2 separate regions of the Homo sapiens genome follow, and region 2 is linked to region 1. The links are chromatin contacts, found by Hi-C in ENCODE. All regions are on one chromosome and are shown on one strand. The core of a region is the stretch at or near the end of the contact, and the rest is flanking DNA. Distances in the headings are between cores, read along the strand shown. Region 1 overlaps LINC02669 (long intergenic non-protein coding RNA 2669). Region 2 has its middle 34 kb from the start of LINC02639.

Region 1 (6,340 bases), core at 1,052-3,551:
TGAAGTTTTGTTATTAAGATTGCGCTGGCCTCATGCAGAGAGTCCGAAGCGTTCCTGCCTTTGCCATTTTCTGGTTGAGTTCATGGATGGTTAGTGTCAGCTCTCCCTGCAGTGTTTTTAGTGATTGAATGATTCAGTCCTCTGGACTTGACTTTTCTTATTGAGAATGTTTCAAATTACAAGTTCAATTCCATCCATAAAAATGGAGTTATAAAGATTTTGTACTTCTTGTTTTAGTTCTGGAATTAGTGGTATTTTTCAAGGAATGTGCTCATGCCATCTAACATTTCAAATTGATTTGCAAAACAATGGTCATGATACTCTCTGCTTCCTAACCCAAAGAACCTGCAAAAATGTTCTTTTACCTGGTAAAAGGAACTTGGCAGAGATGACTAAATCAAGGATCCAGTCACGCTAATATCTCACAAATAAGTATCTCTGTTCCACCCCTCTTCCCTGAGCTTGAGACCCTCAACACCCCAGCACAGCACTGCTAACCAAGTGCCTTACAATCTTGGATGTTCCACAGGGAGGAACCAAACCTTTGAGCCTCTACGCATCTCCCTCTCCTTCCTTTCCTGGATTCCTCTATCTCAATCAAATCATTACTCAGGTCCTTAAACTACACCTGCGTTCATTTTAGTTATCTGTTTAACATTTACTGGCTTCACATTATTTCCTCAGAAAAAGGAAAAAAAAAGTGAATTTCTTGCCCAGATCTGCAACAACTTCTAAGATCTGACCTGTAGCCACCCACACCTGGAAGCTCCAGCCTTGCCTCTCCCCAGTTCACCCAGTAAGCGCTGGACACGGGGCTGAGCTGGGACTTCGATGCTTACTCTGCCTGGAAACCTCCTTTCTCTCTCCCCACTTCTGAGGCTCCGCTCAGGTGCTGTTTTACCTGAAACCCTCCAGGCTGTTCTCTCTGGAAATGCCTCTCTCTTCTGCCCTTTATCTTCCACCTGAATGGGAGGATGTCTCATTCCTAACACTCAGGACAGGTCTTCATAGCGTTTATCCTGCTTTGTCATCTGCATGCCCCACAGGGCTGAGAGCTCCAAGGAGCTGTGAATCACACCTCCGACTCCCCCCAGGGTACAGGAACGGGGTTCAGAATGCTCTTCCCAAAGGTGAGATACAACATGAAGAGTGGTTATTTCTGGGTTATGGGATGAAGAGTAATTTTTTTGTTTTCTTTATTAGACGTTACTAAATGAACCTGCTTGGTGTTAACCACATGTGGCTTTTATAATCAGAGAAATAAAACAAAACTGACAGTAAAAATACATAGAAGAAGGATTATGTAAAATTTATAATTAAAAATTTGTTGATTTTAAATGATGGTGCTTAGAGGGTATTACCTTTGTCTTCAAATTGGAAAGCCTCAGCTGTCCGGGGTAATGATTTGCCCAAACACTCCATTTAATTCGAGTTTTACTGTCTGTATTTTGTAACAATAAGATTATTGCTTCTATACCCTACACATGCGCAGAGAGATAAAGGAAGGGTATGTTCTTTTAACTTCTTTTCTAATCTTGGGTCCAAGTCAAGGGATTTTATTTCTAATGCTTGGTCTTTACAATTTTTCTTTTTTCTCATTTCTCCTTGATTTTCCAAAAGGGAAAAGGGGAAACTCTTGGGTTTTGGTTTCAGCATTATTCCCAAAAGACTTCAAATTAATTTACAGGACTCTGGGTTGAGCGCAGTTGCCTTTCTGGCCTGAGGGTGTAAACTTTTTCTTAGGCAAATTCCCTGCTGAGTTCCCAAAATAGCAGAGAGTAAATGTAGTCCCACGTGTTTTGAGTCTAAACAGATGTATGTATGTGGATTTGTAAGTGAGTCACATCTATACTGTTCTTTTACTCGAGAGTAATTGGGCCAGGCACTGTGGCTCACGGCTGTAATCCCAGCATTTTAGGAGGCCAAGGCGAGAGGATCACCCGAGGTCAGGAGGTTGAGATCAGCCTGGCCAACATGGTGAAATCCCTTCTCTACTAAAAATACAAAAATTAGCCTGGTGTGGTGGCGCGCACCTGTAGTCCCAGCTCCTTTAGGAGGTGGAGGCAGGATAATTGCTTGAACCAGGGTGATGGAGGTTGCAGTGAGCTGAGATCGTGCTACTCACTCCAGCCTGGGTGACAGAGCTAGACTCCGTCTCAAAAAATAAATAATACAAATAAGTAAGTAGCGTAATCGGCAGAGTATTAAGGAGTCATTCTCCTGCCAGCCACGCTGAATGCACACACCCTGATGGCAGTGAACAGCGTCCACTGGATGTGAGCTTAGTGCTGAGGACCAGCACGCCTTTGCTAATGTCCTCAAAGGGAAGGCCCCTGAGGCTCGGAGAGCTGATGCCCTGCCTGGGGTCTCAGGCTTATGCCGCTGGGATGTCTCTGCTCTCCTCTGTCTCGTGACCACCATGGCGCAGGCTCTCTCTGCATCTTTCCCATCCTCCCCACCTTCCCCCTACAGTTGCCCTCAAGCTTCAGTTCCTAAAGTAGAAAAGAAATAAAAATAAAGCGAAACCAGTACGATGACTCACTGGTGAGCCAAGTATAATTTTCCTTTAATACCGCACAGCATATAAGGCTAATTTTGAGACAGCTCGCTTTCCCCCATGGAATAGCCAGATAAAGTCACTTTCTTGAGGAAACACAGCTGCTTCTAAAGAGAGGAAGAAATGACTTTCTCTGTGGTGATCGCCCGTTTGGAATGTCCCAAGGCTACATTCAGTGCCCCCTTCGCCACTTCCTCCACCTGGGAGCACCGCAGGAGTCGGAATTCCAAGTGTGGTTCATCCACAGCCTCTTTCTCATGGCCTGAAACGTGCTTTTTACTGGAAAACACTCTGATACATCCTGAAGCTAAATGCTTCTTAGAATACACTGTGATGTAACACTGTGATGGAAATCATCCCGTAAAAGCCGAGTGAGGGCAAGCATTCCCCAGTCAGGCGGCGTGAGGCTTGCCTGACGTTCACGCACTTCTAACAAGAAAGGAGGTAGCTCACACTCAACGCCGTTACTTAAGTAAGGTTAATAGAACAGCAGACAGGAAAAAGCACAAAAACTTAGGAAGACACAGAGCCATGGGCTCCCCGCCAAACACCTTCGGTGATTGCAATACAGAAGACGGCACGTGGAATCTGCCCTTGACTCCTTGAAAATACGATGTGACCGAGTTTTCAGTGTTAACAGGAACCGAGACAAAAACGTTCACGTATTTTGTTATCATCTGTGCTCTGGGACATGAGTTATGTTCTTGAAAATTCTGAGTTTGGGCTACATTATTTTAAGAGAATTCACAATAAAACCTTATATAATTATTTGTTCTGTGATGGAAATGTTCAAAGAAATAATCTCTTCCTGGGTACAAAAGTGGACATTAGGATAGACCAGAAAGATTAGTCCTCTTTATATACAAAAACAGGTTTGGAGAGAGGATTGTCAAAGAGGTGGAGAGGCAGCCTCAGAGAGAGAGAGAGAACAACCTCAGATGAGTCATTCAAGTCTGCTAAACTTCAACTTACCCAAATGAAAATGAAGATAATGATACCTGTTCTTATAAGGTCAGGCAGGTATCATTGTTATGACAGCAAATGAGATGCTTCATCTGAAAGCGCTAACCAACCTTGAGACAGTATTTAATCCCACTGAAGACACCTCTGTTCATGAGCTTTGGTGCAGAAACTAGTTTTCAGAAACAAATCAGTTTAAAAAAAGTACTTAAAATGTATTTATATAGAGTTTATTTGCATTACATTCCTAGAAACAATGTTTGGTTTTGAAAAGAGCATAGATACACTATGTTTGGCTGTAATGTGATAATTGTGTTTCCAAGAAAGCTTATACTGTTAGAGATTATTTTATAAACTATTGATTCAGTGGGAAAAGTTTGGGAATGGCAGTTGGATGGTTTCAGATTTACAACTGAAAAGTTATTTTGCAGATAGGCATTTTAGTGAGTAGGTGAGTCAGTCATCGCAGATGTATAAAGGTTAGCCTACACATCACGGAGTGATTCTTTCATTTGAACGCACTGATGCTTCTCACACAGAGTGGCCTTTCCCTCCGCTTTCCACCAGCATCATCAATTTCCAGGCATCTCACGCATTCTAGATAATATTCTCACTCACTGTTACAATGTTGAATGCACAGAGCTACTCAAAGTGTCTGTATTGCCTGGACAATAACCCTGGGTAACAACCAATTACTGGCTTCTTGGGCAAATTCTGTTCCCAGGATAATCTACCTCTTTTTAGCCATTTAAAATAATATAACCTCTTGCTATAGAATTAATGTCTGTATTGACTTTCATTTCCATTTTTAAAATAAATTAAACTTCCCACAACCCATTTCCAGGTTAGACTGAATAGCAACAATGGTGATGATAATAATAGTAATAAAATGGATCTTACTTATTGAGAGCTTACTCTAATGCTTCAGTACCGTTCCAGTGTCACTGGTGAAAGTCATTTGGTGTTGCAGTATTTTACAGTGAACGAGCGCATCAGACAACCGCTTCTCCGTGGTTCAGCTGCAGCCTATATTCCCCGGGCTACTAAATTGTAGCCACAAACCAGGGATCCAAATAATAACAAGAAGACTCCTAATCTCTGAGTGTTTAACCTAGGTGAAACTCGCTAAATACTTTGTACATAGATTATCTTATTCAACCTGAACAACAAAAGCTAACAGATAGGTACAGTGATGCTCGTTTTATAGGTTAAAAACAGTAAGCTTCAGAAAGTTGAGTATCTCCTCTAGGATATTACAGCTAGGAGTGTATCAAATCATGATTTTAACCTAGGTACAGGCAACTTCAAGGTTTGAACTTTAAATCATGGCTTCATTTGAGGGGAACAAAAGAATTATTATAAATAATTTTATGTGTCTCAACATAGCAGAATGTTTAAATTTCTATTAAAGATAGACTACCTTACAAAGCGAGGTATAAATTATAAAACAAACAACTTTATTAGAGCCACACTCAGTGTGTCCATATCCTAAGCCATCATCTGCTTCCATGGAACATCTGTGAATTGGCAGAGCTGGACTAGCTGTCTGAACTCAACACAAGCTACAGACTTAAGTTTATAAAGAACTTGCGTATATATTTATACACACATATATGTATATATACACACACACATATATATATGTATATACATACACATATATACACATACACATATATTCAGAGGGAAAGTTAGGGCAGGAGGAACACTGTCCAGACAGATTTGGGGTCATGGAAAGAAAACTGTTTTCTGGCCCTTTGATTTTTAATATGTGTCTTTTTTTTTAACTTGTATTTTAGGTTCAAGGGTACATGTGCACATTGGTCATATAGGTAAATTGCATGTCAGAGTGGTTTGGCATATGGATTATTTCATCACCCAGGTAATCAGTATCCAATCAGTAGTTTTCTCTACTCTCCTTCCTCCCACCTCCACTCTCAAGTGGATTCTGATGTCTGTTGTTTCCTTCCCTGAGTCTCTGTGTACTCAACGTCCAGCTCCCACTTATAATTGAAAGCATGTGGTATTCGATTTTCTGTTCCTGTGTTAGTTTGCTTAGGATGATGGCCTCCAGCTCCACACACGTCACTGCAAAGGACATGATGTTGTTTTTTTTTTCTTTATGGCTGCATATTATTCTATGGTGTATATGAAACATTTAACCTTTGCCTGGATTCAAAAAGACTTCCGAATAAACGAAAGCCTTCCCCAACCCCTTGCCAACCATACCTCCTCAATTCAGAATAGAGACATAAAGCTCTTCTTTCTGCAGTCGCCAGGAGAAAATACTTTATGATCTAAAACCAGTGTTAAAGTTGTCTATATCTAATAACACTGTGGAGCAAATAAATTCATTTGCTTAATTAGGGGTATATCTGGTAACTTATTTATCTTCATCAAGGGTTCACTGGAAAACTACACTGCTTAAAAGTTGATCATGATGGAGATTATTTTGATATATGTTAATGCCTCCATGAGCAAATGCTATGGGCAGTTTTAAGATGTTCCAGATTAAATCATCACAGCCATACTCCTATAACAGTATTTATGGATCATAAACTATATGATTTATCTACAGTATCACGTATCTATACGATACCTGATTTATCACAGTACTAATTTCTTTACATATACTATCTCATTTGGATCTTACAACACCTTCAAATATATAGGCACTAATACCATTCTCAATTAATTGATGAAGCATTTGAGGCTTAAATAGGTAAATTGCCTTGAAATAAAAAACTACATTCATAACCAACTGGTTAAACTTCACCATTCAATTTTTACGGCCAATAACGTAGAACTTGGGGCTTAAACGAG
Region 2 (6,340 bases), core at 2,609-5,108, 370 kb before region 1:
TATTTCCAAGGTCGTTCCATGACATAGAGAAGGCCTTGAGTATATGATAAGCACAAATGGTCACATGAAATTGTGCATAAGTACACAGTTTATTGACAACTACGTAGAGAAAGAGACATCTGCCTAGAAAAAAAATGCTGAAAGGTGATACATAAAAATACTGATAAAGGTATGTTTAGGTAGTAGGTATATTTTACATTTTTTTCTGTTATTCTGTATTTTCAAATATTCCTTCATGAATATATACTGCTTTTTACTAAAAAAAAGTTTGAATTATCCTATTAAATTTATGGTCATGATTTTTAAGAATAAAATAAATATGGAATAGAATAATTTACACACTACTAAATTGATGAGTTAATATTTTCCTTGAGTTTATAAACTCAAATTGGATCAAATTATTAAAATTCAAAAAAATTCTAAAGGAAGGTTATTTTTTGAACTTCGGTTCTCAAATGTAATTTGAACGTATTAACTTCCAACACTAGCAACAAAAATATCCATCGCAAACGAGAGTCATTTGCAAGCTTGCTTTGGCAAAATAAGCCCTTTTCAAATGGGACCTTACACAGTATTCCAATATAAAATTCACACTGAAATGAAGCCCCTCTAGTGAATACCAATTTGGGGCCCTGCCCATGCCCATCCTCCTGGAGGCTCCCAAGGAACCTCTGTTGAACCCAGGGTTCCGTGAGCCACAGTTCTAATGCTCTTGGACAGAGTAGAGTATGAGCCCTGGGTTTTAAGTCCCAGCTCTACAGGTAACTATTTGCATGATATTCAGAAAGTTGTAGCATGATGTTGATGAATTATATTATCTCTGGGGTCTCCTCCAAGTCTGTAGTTCTTTGAATCTGTTTGACTAGGGTGGACCATGCCAGTATGCATTTTTGTTTTCTTTTTTTTTTGAGATGGAGTCTCACTCTGTCACCCAGGCCGGAGTGCAGTGGTGCAATCTCAGCTCACCGCAAACTCCGTCTCCCAGGTTCAAGTGATTCTCCTGTCTCAGCCTTCCAAGTAGCTGGGATCACAGGTGCCTGCCATTATGCCTGGCTAATTTTTGTATTTTTACTAGAGATGGGGTTTTACCGTGTTGGCCAGGCTGCTTTCAAACTCCTGATCTCAGATGATCCACCTGCCTCAGCTTCCCAAAGTGCTGGGATTACAGGCACGAGCCACCGCATCTGGCTGCTAGTATGCATTTGTTTAAATTATCAAATGGGAATCTGAAATGGGGCAATGGGAATTAAGAAAAATCATCTTTTTTTATTTAGAACTATCTTCAGACATGAACCCTCACAGTTGAACACATTACTTCACAATAAATATAGGCTGCCCTTCCGTGCCCCTCAGCCAAATGCCTTTTTAATTTTTTTTTTTATTTTCAACTCTTGCAACTAAATAAAGCAATCATACCACTAGTGTGACGGTTAATTTTATGTGTCAGCTTGGTTGGGCCATGGTGCCCAGATATGTGGTCAATCTTTATTCTGGATATTTCTGTGAGGATATTTTTGGGTGAGATTTCCCTGATATGGGTGAGCCCCATCCGATCTGCCGAAGGCCTGAAGAGCACAAAAAGCTGACCTCCCTGCAAGCGAGAGAGAATTCAGCAGCAAACAGCCTTCAGACTTCATCTGCAACATCAGCCCTTTCTGGCTCTGCACGAAACTGTCTTCAGACTCAAACTGCAGCTTTTTCCTGAGTCTCCAGACTGCTTACCACCCCCATCAGATTTTGGACTCACCAAGCCTCCACTGTCCCATGAGCAAATTCCTTAAAATATCCACCTATCTATCTCCTATTGGTTTGTTTCTCTGGGAACCCTGACTAATGCAACCACCTTTATCATAAACTCGGAAGAGAATTCTCCATGACCCTCACATGTCTGCACATCTTCTGAGTAGAGGCCGTGAGAGTCTTTGTCCTGGAGTATCTTGTGAAAGATAGTTAAATAGTGAACAGCTTTGGAAGACAGAGACTGTGTGTCCTTCAAAGCAAAGGGCAGGTATGCCTACTGCTTCTTGTGAAAGGCAGCTTCCCATCCTCCAAGTTTAGGTTCACCTCCTGAAATGCAATCCACTGCATGTGCAAATGTCACCTGACCCTCCTTCAGTCACCCTCTGGGGGTGGGGAGTAGGAGAACCAAAATTGCTGATACTCTGCCTACTGCTATTGCTTGAGTCATAAAGTCCTTTTGGTCTTTGACCCAGAGTACTCATATCTTCTGTCAGCATTCACAAAACTAGGACAGGCTAACTTGAAACCTTACAAATAGGGTAAAATATTAGATCCTTCCCAGTTCCTTACAGTCCACATAAAATATGCCAAAGGGTCTATAATCAGAATCTCATCAAATGCATTGTGTGGTGTCTTGAAAATATATCTACAAATCCTTTGACAATCCTTCTTTGAAAAGGTGAGGTTCAATTCTGCTCCTCTGCGTGTCAGCTGGACTTTGTAACTTGCTTCTACAGAAATAGAATGTGGCAGAATGGGAGGCTAAGGTGGAGGGATCCCTTGAAGCCAGAAGTTTGAGACCAGCCTGGGCAACAGAGCAAGACCCTGTCTCTACAAAAAAGTTTAAAATTGACCAGGCGTGGTGTCTCACACCTGTAATCCCAGCACTTTTGGAGGCCAAGGTGGGCCGAATCATTTGAGGTCAGGAGTTCAAGAGCAGCCTGGCCAACACGGTGAAACCCCATCTCTACTAAAAATACAAAAATTAGCCAGGTGTGATGGTGGGTGCCTGTAATCCCAGCTACTCAGGAGGCTGAGGAAAGATAATCATTTGAAACGAGTAGGCGGATGTTGCACTGAGCTGAGTGTGCCTTTGCACTCCAGCCTGGACGACAGATTTAGACTCTGTCTGAAAAAAAAAAAAAAAAAGTTGAAAATTAGCTAGGCTCAGTGGCGTGTGTGCACCTGTAGTCCCAGCTACTCAAGTGGCTGAGGCGAGATGATAGCTTGGGCCCAGGTGTTCAAGACTGCAGTGAATCATGATCGCACCACTGCATTCCAGCCTGGGTGACAGTGAGACTCTGTGTCTACAAACAAATAAACAAACAAAAGCAAAAAACAAGACACATGAGCCATTCTATGGATGTCTTCAAATAAGCAACTATTTACTCTTATTGTCTTTATATGTGACAATATCCAAAGGGCAGCCTATTCACTCTGGAACATCTCACATGAGCAATTATACAGTGAAAGGAGCAAAAAAAGAAAAAAAATTAAAACCCTGAACATGAGCGATGGAATCAGAAGTGTCTATTCTGCCTCTTACTAAGAAGTGACCACACCCAAAGTCACTGAAGCTCTCTGATTTTCAGGTGATTTTGGATGACTAGTGTAGTCATACCTAGCTGTCTGGATAATTTTGATGATGAAATCAGAAACATAATAGCATTTATTATCTACTAAACATTGTGTACCGGAATTTAGAGCCATGATTTCTTTTAACATATCCAAACCATCTAGAATTGTGCCTGGCACATGTTATGTAATGCATAAACCTTAGGCCCTGTCTTCTCCCAACATAGAAGATTGATACTTGATCATGTGCCCATGATCTCAGTTTATGTGCCTTAAAATAAAATCCATGACTTCCTCTTGTTATGATGATGGCAAACATCTACTTGTAACTGTGCTCTAGTTAAAAAAAAAAAGTAATACTTCAACTTTTATGATTACAAGGCAATACACATTAAAATGACTCATTCTGATGAAGATATCAAAGTTACTGCTATCCAATGTGACTCTACTTCAGTCATAAAGAAAACGTTCTCATGTAGCCAGAGTCATCACAGTGGAAAAACAACTTCACTCCTTCCCTGAGCACTTGTGACAGCACCTCAGGTCTCACAGATGGGCTCAGGGGTCCCACAGGTGAGGTGCACACACCCAAGGTTCTGTACAGAATGATATATTGCAATACAAGTAAAAGAACATTAGAGCTTCTATGCACATTTATTTTTATCTGATTCATTTATTACGTGTATGTTTCTGTGTATCCTTTATAATGCTCAAAATATAACAGAAGACTTACCTGTCTCTATATTGTTTGTTCCTATCACTGTCTAATTGCTCATGGAAGCCACCCAGCAGGAAGGGGCTGGTCTTACACATCAGCAAATGTTAATGTCTTTATATGTTCATGATCAAAACCTTTTTACTGATGAGGTGTGTATCCTCAAAATATTTGGAAACCTCTGCTGCAGACCATCATTTAGATTAGAGTTGAAACTGACACTTAGCATTTAGATGGACTAAGACTAATTATGTCACCAATTTACAACAAGAATATTTTACAAAAATAAAACATAAAACGGCCTGGCGTGATAGCTCATGCCTGCAATCCTAGGACTTTAGGAGGCTGAGGCGGGTGGATCACTTGAGCTCAGGAGTTCAAAACTAGCCTGGGCAACATGGCAAAACCATATCTCTGTAAAAAACACAAAAATTAGCCAGGTGTGGCGGCACGAGCCTGTAATCCCAGCTGCTTGGGACTAAGGCAGGAGGATCACTTGAGCTGGGGAGGTGGAGGCTGCAGTGAGCCCAGATCACACAGCTGCAATCCAGCCTGGGAGACAAAGTGAGACCCTGTCTCAAAAACAAAAACAACAAAACCCATAAAATAACTGTATTTAAGGGCTACTACAGCAGTGCTTCCACCTTTCAGATATGTCTATGCAGTGATCACCAAGTGTGAAGTGGCAGTTAGCTATAACCAGCTAAAACTGTTCTTGAACCAGACTAATACGACTTCTTTTCAGAACATTATTTGCATGGTGGTCTGGAATACTTGCTGTCTTTGCTGCTGGTCGAGTTCTCTGACAACCTGAAACAAGTGTTGAGGAACTGCTTCTATTTGGTCTCCAACATATGTCACATATTTCTGGGAAACATGATGAGCAACAGTGTGGTCCTTGTGAGAGATGGTGTCACTCTTTCATTTGTGCCAAGACGTATGTTTCTGCTGAACTGCAGACAAGTGGGAATAGCTTAAGTGTAAATTACCAAAAAGGTGAATGTCCTGGGAGAAAACAATGTTAAACCAGTAACAGTTTGCCAGAGTCTGCTAAGCAGGATGTCTCATACGGCTTGTAGTATATCAGGTTTATTAACTTAAAGATCCACTTTATCAGATCTCTAGCTAATCACTGAAATGATCATTTTTAAATTTAACATAGAGTTCTCTATCTATATTTTCACTACTATAATAACATATTAGAACTACTCACTGGTAATTGTTAATTCAATATGTGAAAGTAAAAAACTGGTATCCTTATAAGCACACAACCTAGATAAAGCTCTTATATTCTTTTTTGGTACAGAGAGAGAGAGATGGGTGAAATATTATTATTTCATAATTATTCTGTAGACCAGCAAAACTGCCATCCCAGGAATCATTTGGTTACAGCAGACCAAGAGGTTAAAGGAATGGTGAATTATTCATAGTATCCTTCACAATTGTAGAACATCCAAATAGAAACCGTGAGAAGTATTAGAGATCATTAATTATTTCTAGTTGCACATTGCAACTTCAAAAAGTCTCAGGATGAGTCAAATTTCCACTGTGGTTGTACACTATGGCCTCATCACACCAACTTTTATATTTTAAGTTACATATTGGGAATTTCCTCTGTGGAAAATAAGCTTACGGTAATGCTATGCTCTGCACAGTAAAATTAGACTTGAATGAATGGTTGAAAGAATGATATTGACTCTAATATGCTGTAGCATACATGAGCAAGTGGTTATGCCTACCGACAGAAAATTAGTTAACAAGGAAAGCTCTCAAAAGGAGGTAAAAGCTATATTTAAAGGAAATCTAAGTCAATTAGCTATTAAATACAATTGACTTACACTACTTGTGATTGAATGTTGAAAATATGTGTGTTAAATTCTATAAATGGTAATAAACTGTTTTCATCTTTATGAATAAAATTGAATATTCTTTAATAATTTGAAATACTGAAGTCACAACTATGCAAGAAGCAGTTTCCCATGATCATGAGTATTTTATACAAGCTGCTTATACATTTTTATACTCCTTTTAGAGTTCTATGGAGGTCACAAAATAAAATTTTGCATTTTGCTTTTCTGTTATTTCAAGTAGGATATATAGTAGAGTAGTAGATGTACATCCTCCTGGAATTTTTTTTTTTTTTTTTTTTTTAGATGAAGTCTCGCTCTGTCACCCAGGCTGGAGTGCAGTGGCACGATCTCGGCTCACTACAGTCTCCGCCTCCCAGGTTCAATCAATTCTCCTTTCTCAGCCTCCCGAGTAGCTGGGATTACAGGCATGCACCACCATATATATATGTATATATATATG

The links. A loop is a pair of places that touch in the nucleus more often than their neighbours do. Pooled maps may share reads with other maps.
Region 2: a loop to region 1 is called in a pooled map, with 4 times the contacts of the local background. The contact joins two enhancer-like sites. A Hi-C loop is called at or near these places in 1 of 168 maps with a recorded cell type or tissue (B cell), 11 of 37 single-sample maps with no recorded cell type and 6 of 50 pooled maps.

Annotation. Positions count from the first base shown.
Region 1 is chr10:3,490,943-3,497,282 of GRCh38, reverse strand. The region is part of intron 3 of LINC02669 (long intergenic non-protein coding RNA 2669); the gene reads left to right. All of the region lies in intron 1 of LOC105376360 (a long non-coding RNA gene), which reads right to left. All of the region lies in intron 1 of LOC124902538 (a long non-coding RNA gene), which reads right to left. It overlaps LOC107984192 (a long non-coding RNA gene), which reads right to left. Exons shown (of 2, transcript XR_001747329.1): 2 at 5,641-6,340. Among named protein-coding and RNA genes, the nearest start is that of LINC02669, 8.7 kb to the left of the region's middle. Within about 2 kb of position 2,301, at least 7 of the 41 ENCODE cell types and tissues checked have a DNase peak (open chromatin) inside an H3K27ac peak, as active enhancers do.
Region 2 is chr10:3,865,054-3,871,393 of GRCh38, reverse strand. No RefSeq gene overlaps it. Among named protein-coding and RNA genes, the nearest start is that of LINC02639, 34 kb to the right of the region's middle. RefSeq lists an enhancer at 1,192-1,691. Within about 2 kb of position 3,858, at least 3 of the 41 ENCODE cell types and tissues checked have a DNase peak (open chromatin) inside an H3K27ac peak, as active enhancers do.